Linked DNA regions of Homo sapiens: region 1 is linked to region 2. A link is a loop called in an ENCODE intact Hi-C map of the cell type or tissue named here. Cell type or tissue: CD4-positive, alpha-beta T cell. All regions are shown on one strand. Each heading gives the region's core, and the rest is flanking DNA. Links, peaks and the distances in the headings are about the cores only.

Region 1 (7,101 bases), core at 2,842-5,341, 50 kb after region 2:
ATTTGGGGTTGAACCCCAAATGGCAAGTTAATTACCTTCTCCTTAACTCAGTTTCTCTGTAAAACAGGAGTAATCATACTACCTACCTCACAGGCATGCTGTTACAGTGCTTAGAAAAGTGCTGGGCACAGAGGAAGCACTAGGTTTGTTAGTTGTTAATATTTTCAAGCCTACAATGGAATATAATGTAGTCATTACAATGGGTGATGAAGATGCATATTTATTAGCACGCAAGCTGCTTCACAATACGGCATTAGCTCAAAGAAGCAGATTTCAGGATTTCAGGACAGTGGCTACAACATGATCCCATTTGAAATATACATGCATCATGTATGTATATGGATCTATGGACGAATATAGCACTGATATGCTAGCAGTGGTTTTTACTGGGTGGTAGAGTTTTAATTGATTTTATTCATTGATTAGTTTCTTTTTCCTTATTTTCTAATTTTTCAGCATTAATTATGCATGACTTTAGTATTGTTTTAAAATAAAGAAAATAATTCTCTACTTGCCTGGTTGAATCCTGTGGCTTCAGGGTTTCAGATCCTTTTTATATGGGAGGTACATAAACACCTACATTGTTAGGATTGTTTTGTTGTTTGTTTGCTTGCCTGTTTTGGGAATGAATTATATTTAGACAGTAGTTAATCACTTTGGTTTTAGTCTTTTTACAAATGTATGTTTCCTTAAGTATCTAGTCTCTCTCTCTCTCTCTTATTTTTTTTTTTGCTAGAAGGTATCTACTCTCATGGAAGCTTAAGGAAGCACAGTTCAGCTCAAGCAAGCAGTAGAACCTAGGTCTCTTGCCTCCTACTCCAGGCTTCTTCCAACTACACCACCTTTGATTAATAACCATTGATCCCTTATGTTTACCAGAGCCTGAGGTGCTCTAGTTGCCCATGAAGATTGTTAATTAGCTATAAGTTTTAAAAAACATTCCACAACAGGATTAAAGTAACAGGACTTTTAAATTCTTTTAGCTGAGAGGTACCAAAATGTTTGAACAACAATATTTGATTAATTAACATAGAAAATCAGGTCAGTCCCAATTGGTTTCTGTCTGCAAATAAAACTTAAATCATGCTGGTTGTACTTATGCAATGTCAGAATAGTTTGTCCAATTCAGGAAAAACAGATCAACTGGTTTGTTTGGTATTACATAGTCCAAATATCTGGATGCCTGGATTTTATAGAGGTTGGGGCTCAGAGAATGATACCCCAAAGTATCAGCTGTGGCATGCTGAGCACTTTTGAAGTGAAGGAAATTGGAAGTCCTTAAAAGCTGCCTTTAGAACCAAGGACTTTGTAACCTTCCCTTGTTTCTACCCCTAAAGTGCATGAAGGGGCTCTCTCTGGGAGTTCCTTTATCTGTGGGAAGAAAACTTCTTGGAAAAGAGATTCAATTTTCTTAAAACCCCTTATCTATGAATCTCATCAAATAACCAGGAAAGATTGGCCACCAAAGAGGAGAAAAGACTAAAAGTCACCTCCATGCCCAGGCAGACTTCTATTCTTCTGAGGCAAGGTCCAAGAGATTACCTGGAAGATTTTACTTACATAATAAGACAACCTTTGTTCATAGTGAAGTTCTACCCCTCACTTTCTTGAAATTTGTCAGCCACCTCTCCAGAGCTCAGAGAAATTTTGTCCCAGGCTATTGTCTCTTCTATGGGCTTATTCATTTCCCCTGAAAATCATTCATTACACCTCAAAATTGCCTACATTCCTCTATTTCTCTCCCTTCTGTGAAGAATGTGCTATTTAAGCTTCACCCATCTGGCCCTTCTTTTAGTATCATATTTTGTATGGCTCCCATACACACTTACACATTAATAAACTTGTATGCCCTTTCTCCTCTTTATCAGTTTATTTCAGCAGACTCAAACCTTCAGAGGGGAAGGGAAAAATTCCCTTTGCCCTTACATAGAAGTTGGGTGTTTTGTTGCTACTGTCTGTGTTTCCTTTTCTCTAAAACACAATAATGATTCATACTCCAATATCCTTCATGAATTTTTTTGAAAATAAGCAGGACAAGTTCTACTTTTGTCTAGAAAAGTATTACTGTAAGACCAAAGAGCTTCCACACATCCCTGTTGAAAAAGGTCATGATGACTTCCTGTAAGAACAGTGGACCTAAAAATATGAACCAGAATCCATCACAGCACCATAGCTGGCAGCCCAGTAATGTATGACATAAGGAGACAATATTCTTATTCAGGATCAAGGTTAAGAATTGATTTTTTTTTTTTTTAAATAGAGATGAGGTCTTGCTATGTTACCCAGGCTGGTCTTGAACTTTTGGCCTCAAGTGATCCTCCCACCTTGGCCTCCCAAAGTTCTGGGATTATAGGCATGAACCTCCACAGCAGCCTGATTGATATTTTTTAGTGTGCCAAAATTTATTTATTTGTCAACAACCTTTCCCCTCCAGTTTATATTCAAATAAAATATCACACATGAAAGCCACTTTTATTACGACATGCCTATGATAGCAGAGTGATGGATGAGGGAACAGGCTGAATGTTCAGTATAAATGCCCTAAAATCCCTGCATTCTTGGTGATTCTTCTCTTTTTGTCTAATTGTGTGGCAACATCCCCTGCTCTGACTTACACCTCACCATCTTGTTTAGGCCTGGACATAGACTTCGCATCTTTACCACACCAGACATGAAGCATCATGAGTGGCTTTAGATATTCAGGATTTCTCAAAGTCTCATCCCAGAGCCACCTATATCAGGATAATCTGGCTGCTTATTAAATATCGCAACAATCTAGGTCTCACTTCACAGGTACTGAATAAACATTTCTGGAAGTGGAGCTTGGAAATCTGCATACTAATCAAACTTTCCCAATTATTCTATGTACTCTGCAGTTAGAGAAGTGAAGAATCCAATGTTTAGGTCAATATTCTTCTCTCTGGAGACTGACCTTGTCTTAGTCAGCATGAGCTGCTATAACAAAGTACCAGAGACTGGGTGGCTTGAACAGTAAACATTTATTTCTCATGGTTCTGGAGGCTGGGAAGTCCAAGATCAAGGTGCTGGCAAATCCAGTGTCTGGTGGGGGCCCACCTCTTGGTTTGCAGATGTCTATCTTCTCATTGTATCCTCACATAATGGAGAGCAGAGAGCAAGAACAAGCTCTCATGACCTAATTATGTCCTAAAGGCCCCATCTCTTAATACCATCTCATTGGGGGGTTAGGATTTCATCATGTAAATTAGGGGTAAACACAAAACATTCAACCCATAATAGACCTTAAGCCAGAGTGTTATGCATTGGACCAGAAGCCAATGGCACCACCTATCTCCTTACCCTGCTGTCCAAGATGACAGGGGTGAAGGCAAGAAACAACCCCAATTCACTGCAAATGAGAGTGTATAATAGGACACTGGTAAGAGAATAAAAAAGCTAGTCAAGAGTTTGGATAAAATATTTGCAAATCATGTATCTGATTTTAAAAACTCATATCGAGAAATATCTAAAGAACTGTCACATTCCAATAATCAAACAAAACAAACAACTCAATTAAAAAATGATCAAAAGATTTGATTACACACGAGAAACAGATGGCAAATACACTCATGAAGCTCATGAATGTTCAATATCATTAGTCATTAGGGCAATGTTCAATATAATTAGTCATTAGGGCAATGCAAACTAAAAGCACAATGCAATGCCACTGAAAACCCAAGAGAATGTCTACAGTTTTTACTTAACTATTTTTAAATATTTTCTAGATATGGGGTTTCACTCTGTTGCCCATGCTGGAGTACAGTGGAGTGATCCTAGCTCACTGCAACCTCAAACTCCTGGGTTCAAGCGAGCCTCCTGCCTCAGCCTCCCAAGTAACTGGGGCTATGCCTGGCTTATAATAAAAAAAAAAACAAAAAACAAAAAAACAAAAAAAAAAACTGACAATACTGCCAAGGATGCAAAGCAATTGGAAATCTTATCAAATACTAGTGGAAATGCAAAATGATACTGCCACTTTGGAAAACTGTATGGGAGTTTCTTTTAACACAGCATACAACTCAGCATTTCTACTCCTAGGTAATTTACTAATAGAATGGAAATGCTTGTCTACGCAAGTACTTCTAAGAGAAAGTTCATAGCAGCACTGTTCATAATTGCCCCAAACTAGAAACAATCCAAATGCTCTATTAATAGGTAAATGTATAAACAAACTTTGGTATATCCATGTAATGGAATACTGCTCAGATATAAAAAGAAACAAGTACTGATATGCACAACATAAATGAATCTCAGAAGCGTCATGCTGAGTGAAAACAGTGAGAGACAAAAGGCCACATTTTATATGGTTCCATTAATACAACATTCTGGAAAAAACAAAGCTATAGGTACACAAAACAGATCAGTAGTTTCCAGGAACTGGGGATTGGTGGGAGGAGACTGACTTCAAAGAAGCAAAGTGGAACTTTGTGGGGTGATATACTCAATATCTTAGTTGTGGTGGTAGTTACATCTCTACATTTGTTTTACAAAACTCATAGAATTGTATTCATAAAAGGGTTAAATTATACTGTAGGTAAATTTTATATCATTAAATCGGACATTAACAACAACAACAACAACAAAAAGTCTATGATAGAGTCTGTGGGCCCACAAAACATGTGCAGTAATATGTTCACCATTTCCCAAATCAAAACTTACTTGTGCTAGTGGAACTAAAATAAGAAAGAAGTGATTCCATAAAAAATATACAGAGGAGGCCGGGCGTGGTGGCTCATGCCTGTAATCCCAGTACTTTGGGAGGCCAAGGCGGGTAGATCATGAGGTCAGGAGTTCAAGATCAGCCTGGCCAAGATGCTGAAACCCCATCTCTACTAAAAATACAAAAAAAAAAAATAGCCTGGTGTGGTGGTGGACGCCTGTAATCTCAGCTACTCGGGAGGCTGAGGCAGAGAATTGCTTAAACCCAGGAGGTGGAGGATACAGTGAGCCGAGATCACGCCACTGCACTCCAGCCTGGGTGACAGAGTGAAACTCCATCTCAAAAAAAAAAAAAAAAAAAAAAAAAAATATGCGGAGCAGAGAACCAAATCCCCCACCATGATGGAGGCTTCCGAGGTCCATGATGTGGGGTTTCAGTGGCAGATACATTGACTTCCTAATAAGGAAGCCTCTGCCAGTCCATGGTCATTTCTCCCTAAGCAATCCTGTGTGCTCTTTAGAATAAGAAAGAAATTAACTCCAAATCATGACAGATCCAATAAGTTATACATTAAAACAACTCATATGGAAGTTGAGCTGCAGGAAATCAATGTGGAAAATGTAGGGCTAATTCCCATTGCATTACCAGTCCCACTGAGAAAGCTAAATTCTGCTCTGAAAACAGTTTCAGGACAAGTACATTCGATAGTCTCTCAAAAAATGGCAAAGAAAATCAAGTAGAAAGTGTTCTGTTTTTGTTCAGAAAATGACTATCAACACAACAAGAGAGCAGTGGAAAAAATAAATGTTTAAAAACAAACCAAAAAAAAAAATAAGAAAAGAAAGGGAAAGATATTGAATCACCCCATTGTTTTGATTTCCTTGTGCCAACGACAAAACCTGAGTGATTGACATTTCTTATTTGCTGACTTGATCAGACTATTTGATATCACACAGACATGGCAATTTTTCCCGTGGCAATCCCGGGGTGTCATCTCAGATTCTGTAAGAAAGGACCAAGGAATATATAATTGTATCAAGCTGCCATTTAATGAGGCACTAGATGCATCTCACAGACAAAGGTCAAAGTTTGAGATAGCAGAAGGGTTGGGACTTTAGGTAATCTGAAAACAAGCACTGTGTATCATTAGAAAAATTGTATGAAATGCCTATTTGGGTGAAACGAATTTTACTTGTGATGAGTAATGGCTGTTGTAAAATATACCTTGTAGAGAAACAAGCTTGGACATTTCTGTTCTTCCTTTTAGCATACCAGCCTTCAGTGTTGTGACACTATAGGGTCTTAAAATACTTGCCCCTGTTTATTTGCTTTTGCATAGCTGGTCAGGATTTTGTAGAATTCAGTGGCACTCCAGTGGGGAGCAGCTGGGACTCAGGAATTCACTTTGGAAGGGAGCTGGCAGCTGGGAAGACCAGGCAGTTCTCTTTGTGCTCAGGCCTTAGGAGAGTTGTGCATTTGGCAGGGGAATGAGACTTCTTGGATACTCAGAAAGGACACCACAGAAAGATCTGATTTTGCTCGTTCTACATATTCCACATGCTTTTCACTGCCTGCAACTGTCATTTCAATCAAGTTTTCATTACAGGGGAAATTTTCCTCTTAAAATATTTGCTTTCATAGGAATTCTGTCTGTGTCAGCACTGTGGTCAACCCCAGTGTCAGGAAAGTCCACTTTTAAAGATATGGGTTGGTGTGAATGCATATAAAATGATGTGAGAGTGTATTTACGCAGATGTGAGTTTGCTGGATTCTTCGTACCTCGTGACCCTCTAACTTTCTGTACTGCTGATTCAATTAACCATGCCTGTGGCACAGGAAAGAGATACTCTACTCTTTAAAAAATTAATACAATGAATGGAATTGGGAAAATAAGTGAAGAAAGATTGTAACTGTTTCATTTTTTTTTTCTAAAAAAACCCTTTTTTTCTCATATCCAAATCAAAAATAGTGATACTAACTTCTATTAAGTTAAACAGATGCCTTCTCTACAGCCCAGCAATTTTACTCCTAAGTACATAGCCAGGAGGAGTGAAAGCACAGGTCCATAAAATACACCAGTATTCATAGCAGCTTTATTCACAATATGCCCAAACTGGAAATGATCCAAATGTCCATCAATAGAAGAATGGATAAACAAATTATGGCATATTCTTACAATGGAATAATACACAGCAGATTAAAAAAAGAAAGAATAAACTGATACAATCACCTGGATAAATCTCAAAAACATTATGTTAAGAGAAAGAAGCCAGATGCAAGAGTACATTCTGTACAATTTCATTTATATGAAGTTCACAAACAAGCAAACCTAGTTTATGGGAGTAGAAGTCAGAATAGTGGTTCACTGGAGTGTGAGGGGCATGGGGGTTAATTGACTAGGAAAAGGGAAAAAGGAAGCTTTC
Region 2 (7,101 bases), core at 1,533-4,032:
AATATAAATATTATACTCAAAATATTAAAGAAAAATTATAATTAAAGCAGACTGACAGACAGGTGTATTCAATTCATTCTGTTAATATTAAGTAAGCCTTCTGTTCTCAACTAGAGGGGGAAAGATAGGCAAACAAACTGCTCACTGCTGTGATAAGGACGGGAGCAGGGTGGGAAAGTGGGAGTTGGGATAGCTGCTTTGCTCAAAGAGCTCATAGAAGACAAACATTGACAGCATGCCTTGTACTAGGAGGCCACACCCTGCCCCAGCTTGAATCTCAAGAAAAGTTAATGAGAAAGGCAAGGCAGAACTTGGTTTGGAGCTCAAAGGAATGATAAAGAGCATAGTAAATATTAATGAGAGTTTAGAGATGGAAAAGCTCTCAGAAGCTGGACTCCTCACAGGCTGAAAGCACAGAGTAGGCCTGAGTTCTAAGTGAGAATCAGGAGTCAGGGTGTCTAGTCCTTGGTTAGGTCACTACATGACTATGAACTTGGCCATGCCGTGTAACTTCCTGGGTCTTGGCTTTCTTTGCTAAGTGCTTCCCCAGACTGAGCTGGCATCACAAATGTCTGTGGAACATTTAAAACATAGACTCCCCTAGGGCTGGAGAGACAGCACCTCGGAAACGAACCAGTAGTTCACAGACTTGAAGCCCCTGGGACTTGCGAATACTCAGATTGCTGGTCCCCATTCCTAGAGTTTCTGATTCAGTAGGTCTAAGGTGGAGACCTGAAATTTTCCATCTCTAACAAGTTCCCAGTGAAGGTGATGGCTCATCACACACTGAGAACCACTGAGGAAAAACTAAACTAGTCATTACCAACTCTGGCTGGTCATCAGAATCACCTGGAAAATATTTAATAAATACCAGGGCCCCACTTCATATGTAGTGAACCAGGGATCCTCTACAGTCTAGACCCTTCTGTCTAGCTCTAGGTCTCATGATGCTTCTGGAACATGAGCCTGGGACTGGGCTCTTATAGTGAGTGGGATTTGGAGTAAGCTAGAGGAGGACACTGGCATTCTGCTTGGGTCAGAATGAGCAGTAACAAGCTCTGGGGCAGGAATCAGCAAGCTATGGTGATGGTTATGGGAACCATGACCCAACTCATCTTAGGTAATATTTATTAACCACTCACTGCATTTATTTATCACCTAAAGAAGTGAGGGAGGGAGATACAATAGGAAAAGAAAAGTGACTTTTGCACAGAGATGCTTGGGAGAGGCCCGAGGAAACTTCACAAAAAGTTCCAGACAGTGTAAGTGCTAGTCTGCCAATATCTATTCCTGTATTCTTTTTATTTTCCCCCAGAACTAAGTCTAAATAATAACAGAGGCATTTAAAATAAAAATCTTGGGGCATAAATTCCTAAGGAATGAAATCCAATGTACTGATGTCTTAGCAAAAAATATGTCCTTAGATGCCATTTCATGGAGGACCTGGTAGAACAATTGTTCATAGAATATTCACTTGGTGGAATGGAGTGAAGGAGTTGATCCATTCCCTCTGGTTACTTCATAAACCAGACATCTTACAGCACAGATACAGACCTCCATAGCTGATCCTACTTAGAGCTACTTTCACCAATTATTCAGATATTTCACTTTGGGTTGCCTGCTTGATCTTAGAGCATTTGCTTGAACAGATGTAACAGACAAGAAGCTCCTATTTCTTCAGGAAAAAAGCTCAGCATGTTTTCACTGACAGGCACACATAACATGGGCATAATGTGCCTGGTAAGCATCTGTAATGTATAATTTAAAAATTCTTCCAAGAGTTTACTTAACTTGGGCCAACTGACAAGCTCCCTCCTTGCCCCCATCCTTGCAATAGGACTAAACTTCCTTAAGTGTCTTCTATACTACTGTGAATGATATGATCATGCAGCTGATGGCGTGGCTATTGGGGGAATTCTTCCTAGTAACTACAGTTGTTTCACAAAACTTCTTTCCAAGAAAAGTGTAAGTTCTTTGAGGTCATATTCATATACTTTAGCTACTCACAGCACTTAGCACAGTGTTGAACACATAGTGCATTTCTTCCCCCACCCCGCCAAAGAAATATACAGTAGAATCCCTGGATTGTAGAATTGGTTTGCTCACTGATCAGAAAATGGTGCCTCAAATATAGATGTTTAATAGCTTCACAGCAACCATATTCTAGACTTCCACCATGTCATCCCTAGATTTTTCTTGTGACTTTGATTGTCTCTCTTTTCTATCTAGTTTATTCTATAGCCACAGAATACAGCCAGTATATGCCTCACTCCTGTACAGAGTCAATTAGAGTCAGTAGAAACAGGGTTGACCCAGAATCAGAGAATCTAGTCTTGTTACTTTATATCCATTGAACTAAAACTCCCCCATTTCCTCTCCTACCTCCCTTTACCAACAGCTGTTTTATTCTCTAACTCTGTATATTTGACCTTTGTTGCTTTTTATAGATTGCACACATAAGTGAGATCATGCAGTATTTATTTTTCTGTGCCTGGCTTATTTCATTTAGCAAAATGTCCTCCAGGTCCATACATCTTGTGGCAAATGGCAGGATCTGTTTTTTTAATGGCTGAATAATAGCAGTTAGGTAGGATGAACAAGGCTAGAGATCTAATGTACAACATAAGGACTATAGTTAATAAATTGTATTAAGGATTTTTGTTAAGTAGATTATAGCTGCTTTTGTCATAATAATATAATATTTAGGTTCAGTGTATTAAATGCATTATCAACTTACAATATTTTAAATTTACAGTGATTTTATTGGGATGTAATCCCATTGTAAATTGAGGAGCATTTGTACTTGTGTTTCACCTATTGCAGGGTCTGTCCCACAGACCCTGACCCAATGATGGAAGAATAACATACATTGACACAGGTATTCTGCCTGTCAGTCCACCTAAGGGTCCAGGCCCCTCACAGACACAACGGAAGGTACAGTAAAGAGTAGCAACCATGGCCCTGTTCAGCCAGTGAAGCTCGCATTTATTCAGTACAGATTAAATGACAAAGGTCTTGAGTAAACACCACTAAAGGGTAATTGACCTGGTTGCCAACCCCCCTCCCCAGTAGAGAGCAATTATGCACCCGCAGTTGATCAAAGGTTGGTCTTAGGACCACATGAGTAAACAAGCTATTTAGATAAACTACTTTACATTTCTTTGTATCTATGCCCTAAGCTTTTAAGAGAATTCAGCTGCCTTCAGCCAAATGCTATGCAAACCCCCAGGCATTCCAAGAGGGTTTGTGTTTATTTCCTTATAATTTTACAATTTCTTCCACCATCCTGACTGAATCCCCATAACCTATAGAGAGTCATTTTCCAGTCATTTCTTGGGGCCATTTTGTATGAAAAGTAGAATGTAATCAAGATGCAAGTAACATGAGAAGCACCAAGGTCATTTTAAAGAGCAATATTTGGTATAAAAATGAGTGTTTAACCAGGAGACTGATGATGCATGTCTTGGTATAAGAATCACAGAGCACAATGGTGACCAGAACTTTCAAACTCTTTGAGTTGAGGAATTGCTCTGAAGCAAAACCATAGAAATAAGCAGAAGGAAGCTAAGAAAGTGTAATGTCTTACATTGGGTTTTCTAGAAGCAGACCCTGATATCAGGATTTAGGTGCATGAGAATTATTGAGTTGACACGCTGGATATTCTCAGGAGAAAAGGAGCAAGGAAGCCAGTAGAGCAGGGGAAGGAGCAAGCCAAGGGCAGGGGCTAAGCTTAGTTTCAACTTTGCTTTTGGACTTCCCAGCCTCTGGAACTGTGAGCGTGTGATCAGCATGGGGAGCTCTGGTGTATAAAAAGCACTGTAGAGTCATGTCTTGAGGCAGGAGGGCCTGCTTTCAGCATCCCCCCAGCTGTGGGCTGCAGGGAGGTAGGGAGGAAACAAGGCAACTGTCTTTGGCCAGAAGCAATTCTCTGGAGAAGGGGACAGCTGTGAGCACCTAGCATTTGGGGGAGGAGCCCAATAAAGAGAAGGTGAGTAGGGGGCACCACCAGGATCTACTTTAGTTGCTTACCCAAAGCCACAAATTAGCTAGTGGCACAATTGAGACTAAAACCCATCTCTCAGCCTCAGCACTGCCTTGCCAAGTCCACTTTTTACAATGGCAGTACCTACCACTATGCCATTCTTTTTTTTTTTTTTTTTTTTTTTTTTTTAGACAGAGTCTCACTCTGTTGCCCAGGCTGGAGTGCAGTGGTGCGATCTTGGCTCACTGCAAGCTCCGCCTCCCAGGTTCATGCCATTCTCCTACCTCAGCCTCCTGAGTAGCTGGGACTACAGGCGCCCGCCACCGCGCCCAGCTAATTTTTTGTATTTTTAGTAGAGACGGGGTTTCACCATGTTAGCCAGGATGGTCTCGATCTCCTGACCTCATGATCCACCCGCCTCGGCCTCCCAAAGTGCTGCGATTACAGGTGTGAGCCACCATGCCTGGCCCACTATGCCATTCTTTATGAAGCATTTTCAGAGCTACTATTTCATGCCCGCCATAATCCTGGGAGATAAACAAGGGCAGATATCTGTGTTCTCACTTTATGAATGAGGACATGGGGGCTAAGAGAGTGATCTGGCCCAAGGTCATGCACCTGGAAGCAACATAGTTGTGAATAGAACTTTGTTCTGTGGGACAACAGCACTTTTTACAGGTCAGAAGCGGTATCTACGAGAGACCACAGTCTAGCTCTTAATATCTGCTGGGCACAAGCTTGTGATCAATTTGGTTTTGTTCTGTCTCTCATTTGCTTTGGCATTTGAGCCTCAAACAATGACCCTCATCTGAACAGGGGCTTGCTCAAGAAACATGTAAGTCCCTTGTCATGTATCACCAACCCTGGAGTGGGGTTTCTGGTTTCCATTTCTAACTTTTGATACCCACTCTTAGTAATAAGAAAAAAAAAGTCTATTTTTATAAAATGACTCAAATGTCTCTGGAAACATTTACAATGTTTGGAATGTTGTGTTTTAATAATTTCCTGATCTGTATGTAGTAAGGAATTTTAATGCAAGCACTAATATGAAATTCCTCATCATTGTGGGGTTTAAATTTTGCTTTAGGTTTTCCTTGCATTTAAATTTAATCACAGTTGATCCTCAAGTGAGCTGAATTTGCTATAACTTCCTTGGCTTATTGCTTATTTATGGGGTGCTCTCTCTGATTTTCATCTTATCTTTCTCCTTCATTTTCTTCAGCCTCAAAACCTTCCTTATGACCTAATGGTTTCCTGCACAGGCATCTGGATATCCACAGCCTGCTCCAAATTCTGCTGTGAAATATTCATATCTTTGATGAGGTCACCTGCGCAAGGGCATCAGGAAGTTTTGGAATGAGATGCTATTAGTTCCAGACCACAGTCCACCTTGCACTGACCTTGTAATCTTGTAGCAAAAAAGATCATGGGTGTTTACAATTGTCCATACTCTTTGACCTAGCAATTATATCTCTTACATCTATCCTAGAGAAATAATTGTAGATATGCCCAAAGGTTTGGTTATAAGGATGTTTATGACCACAATTTTTATAAGAAAAAATATTGTTTAGGGGCTGCTCAGTGGCCTGTTTTTGTTCCCCCCACATTCATATGTTAAAGCCCTAACCCCCAATGTGATAGTATTCAGAAGTGGGGGCCTTTGGGAAGTAACTAGGTTTAGATGATGTAATGAGGGTGGAGCCCTCATCTCCCTCTCTTCCTCTTTGTCATATGAGGTGGGAAGATACAGCAAGAAACATCTGCAAGCCAGGAGAGTGCCCTCACCAGGAACCTTGATTTTGGACTTCCCAGCCTCCAGAATTGTGAGAAATAAGTATTTGTTGTTCAAACCACCCAGTCTGTAGTATTTTGTTATAGTAGTCAGAGCTAAGACATATATGATAAAATACCATACATCAGTGGTTCTCAAACCAGAAAGCTTATTAAATAAAACACAGATTGCTTTTCCTCCCCACCGCCTGAGAGTTTCTGATTCAGTAAATCTAGGTTGGGGTCTAGGAATTTGTATTTCTATCAAGTTCCCAAGTGATGGTGATGCTGCTGATATTTGGACCACACTTCAGGAAGCACTGCTATACAGGAATATGTGATGACATAATCTTTTTATATTATTATCCTTAAAAGGCAATTTATGTGACAAAAAGTACTTTAAACCTATTTTGTGAATTAATACCAATATTTCAAAAGTTGAATGGTGGTTAACTTAGTTATATTTGAGTGGTAGGATTATGGAGGCGGGATGCGTAGTATCTTCCCTCCACACCTCATTTTTTTGCATTGATTCAGAACTCATAGACTTGAGTTTAATCCTATCCTTAGCTCTCATCTGCTGGACGATCTTGAGCAAATTAGCTAATTCACAACAGACAAAGCTTCCTCGCCTGTAAACAGATAATGACGCATACCTCAAAGGGTTATTTTGACTATTAAGGAAAATAATGTAATCTTTATGTATTCATTCATTTAGCACATATCTGGGATACCCTAGGCACTAGGCTGGGGACTGGAGGTGAAATGATGAAGACTAAGTGTTTTGACCTCACACAACTTCAAGTTTATTGAGGAAAAAAGATATTCAATCCCCCTCATCATTCTCCCTGTACAGACAGACAGACTTCAATGGTAGCACATCTTAAAATAATTCTAATTTTCCAAATTGCTGATTTATAGGGGTCTCCATGTTTTTTCCAGTTATGAAGAAATACAGTTCTGGATTCGTCTAAGCAGCTAGTCCTTCCAGTACAATTTGATTTAAACAGAACTTTTCAAGAACAAGGTTGCTACATAAAGTGAGTCAAATGTCCGTCACAGTGTGCCATTCCTGGGCCTGTAGGTGTGGCCCTGTCCCACCCTGGGTGAAGGGCCATCCCTGCTTTACAGAAGGCTTGGGACAATTAAAAATTCCTTACAGAGAGTCCCCAAACTCCCTCATGCAAAGTGAGTCTGATTCCTTATTGAACTTTCCATGCACGGCTCAAGGAGAAAAGTGCCCTCTCCCTCCCCCACCCGCCCAAGAACCCGGAAGTAAATGCCTTCTCTGTCCATCAATGAAGGCACTTGAAGCAAACTTCTTGACATGACAAACCAGTGTTTGAGTG

What was found. Hi-C counts contacts between places; a loop is a spot of excess contacts. Peaks named below come from ENCODE experiments on the same cell type or tissue, not always from the same donor. Only the 100,000 strongest peaks of a DNase experiment are listed, where the experiment ranks them.
Region 1: a loop joins it to region 2, with 2.5 times the contacts of the local background. A loop is called at or near these places in 7 of 110 quality-filtered maps.

Annotation. Positions count from the first base shown.
Region 1 is chrX:13,094,222-13,101,322 of GRCh38, reverse strand. It overlaps LOC105373133 (a long non-coding RNA gene), which reads right to left. Exons shown (of 4, transcript NR_171577.1): 4 at 5,528-5,680. Among named protein-coding and RNA genes, the nearest start is that of FAM9C, 53 kb to the right of the region's middle. In CD4-positive, alpha-beta T cell, for the core only: no CTCF peak of the experiment used is centred there; no DNase peak of the experiment used is centred there; H3K27ac peaks cover 783 bases.
Region 2 is chrX:13,143,279-13,150,379 of GRCh38, reverse strand. No RefSeq gene overlaps it. Among named protein-coding and RNA genes, the nearest start is that of FAM9C, 100 kb to the right of the region's middle. In CD4-positive, alpha-beta T cell, for the core only: no CTCF peak of the experiment used is centred there; no DNase peak of the experiment used is centred there.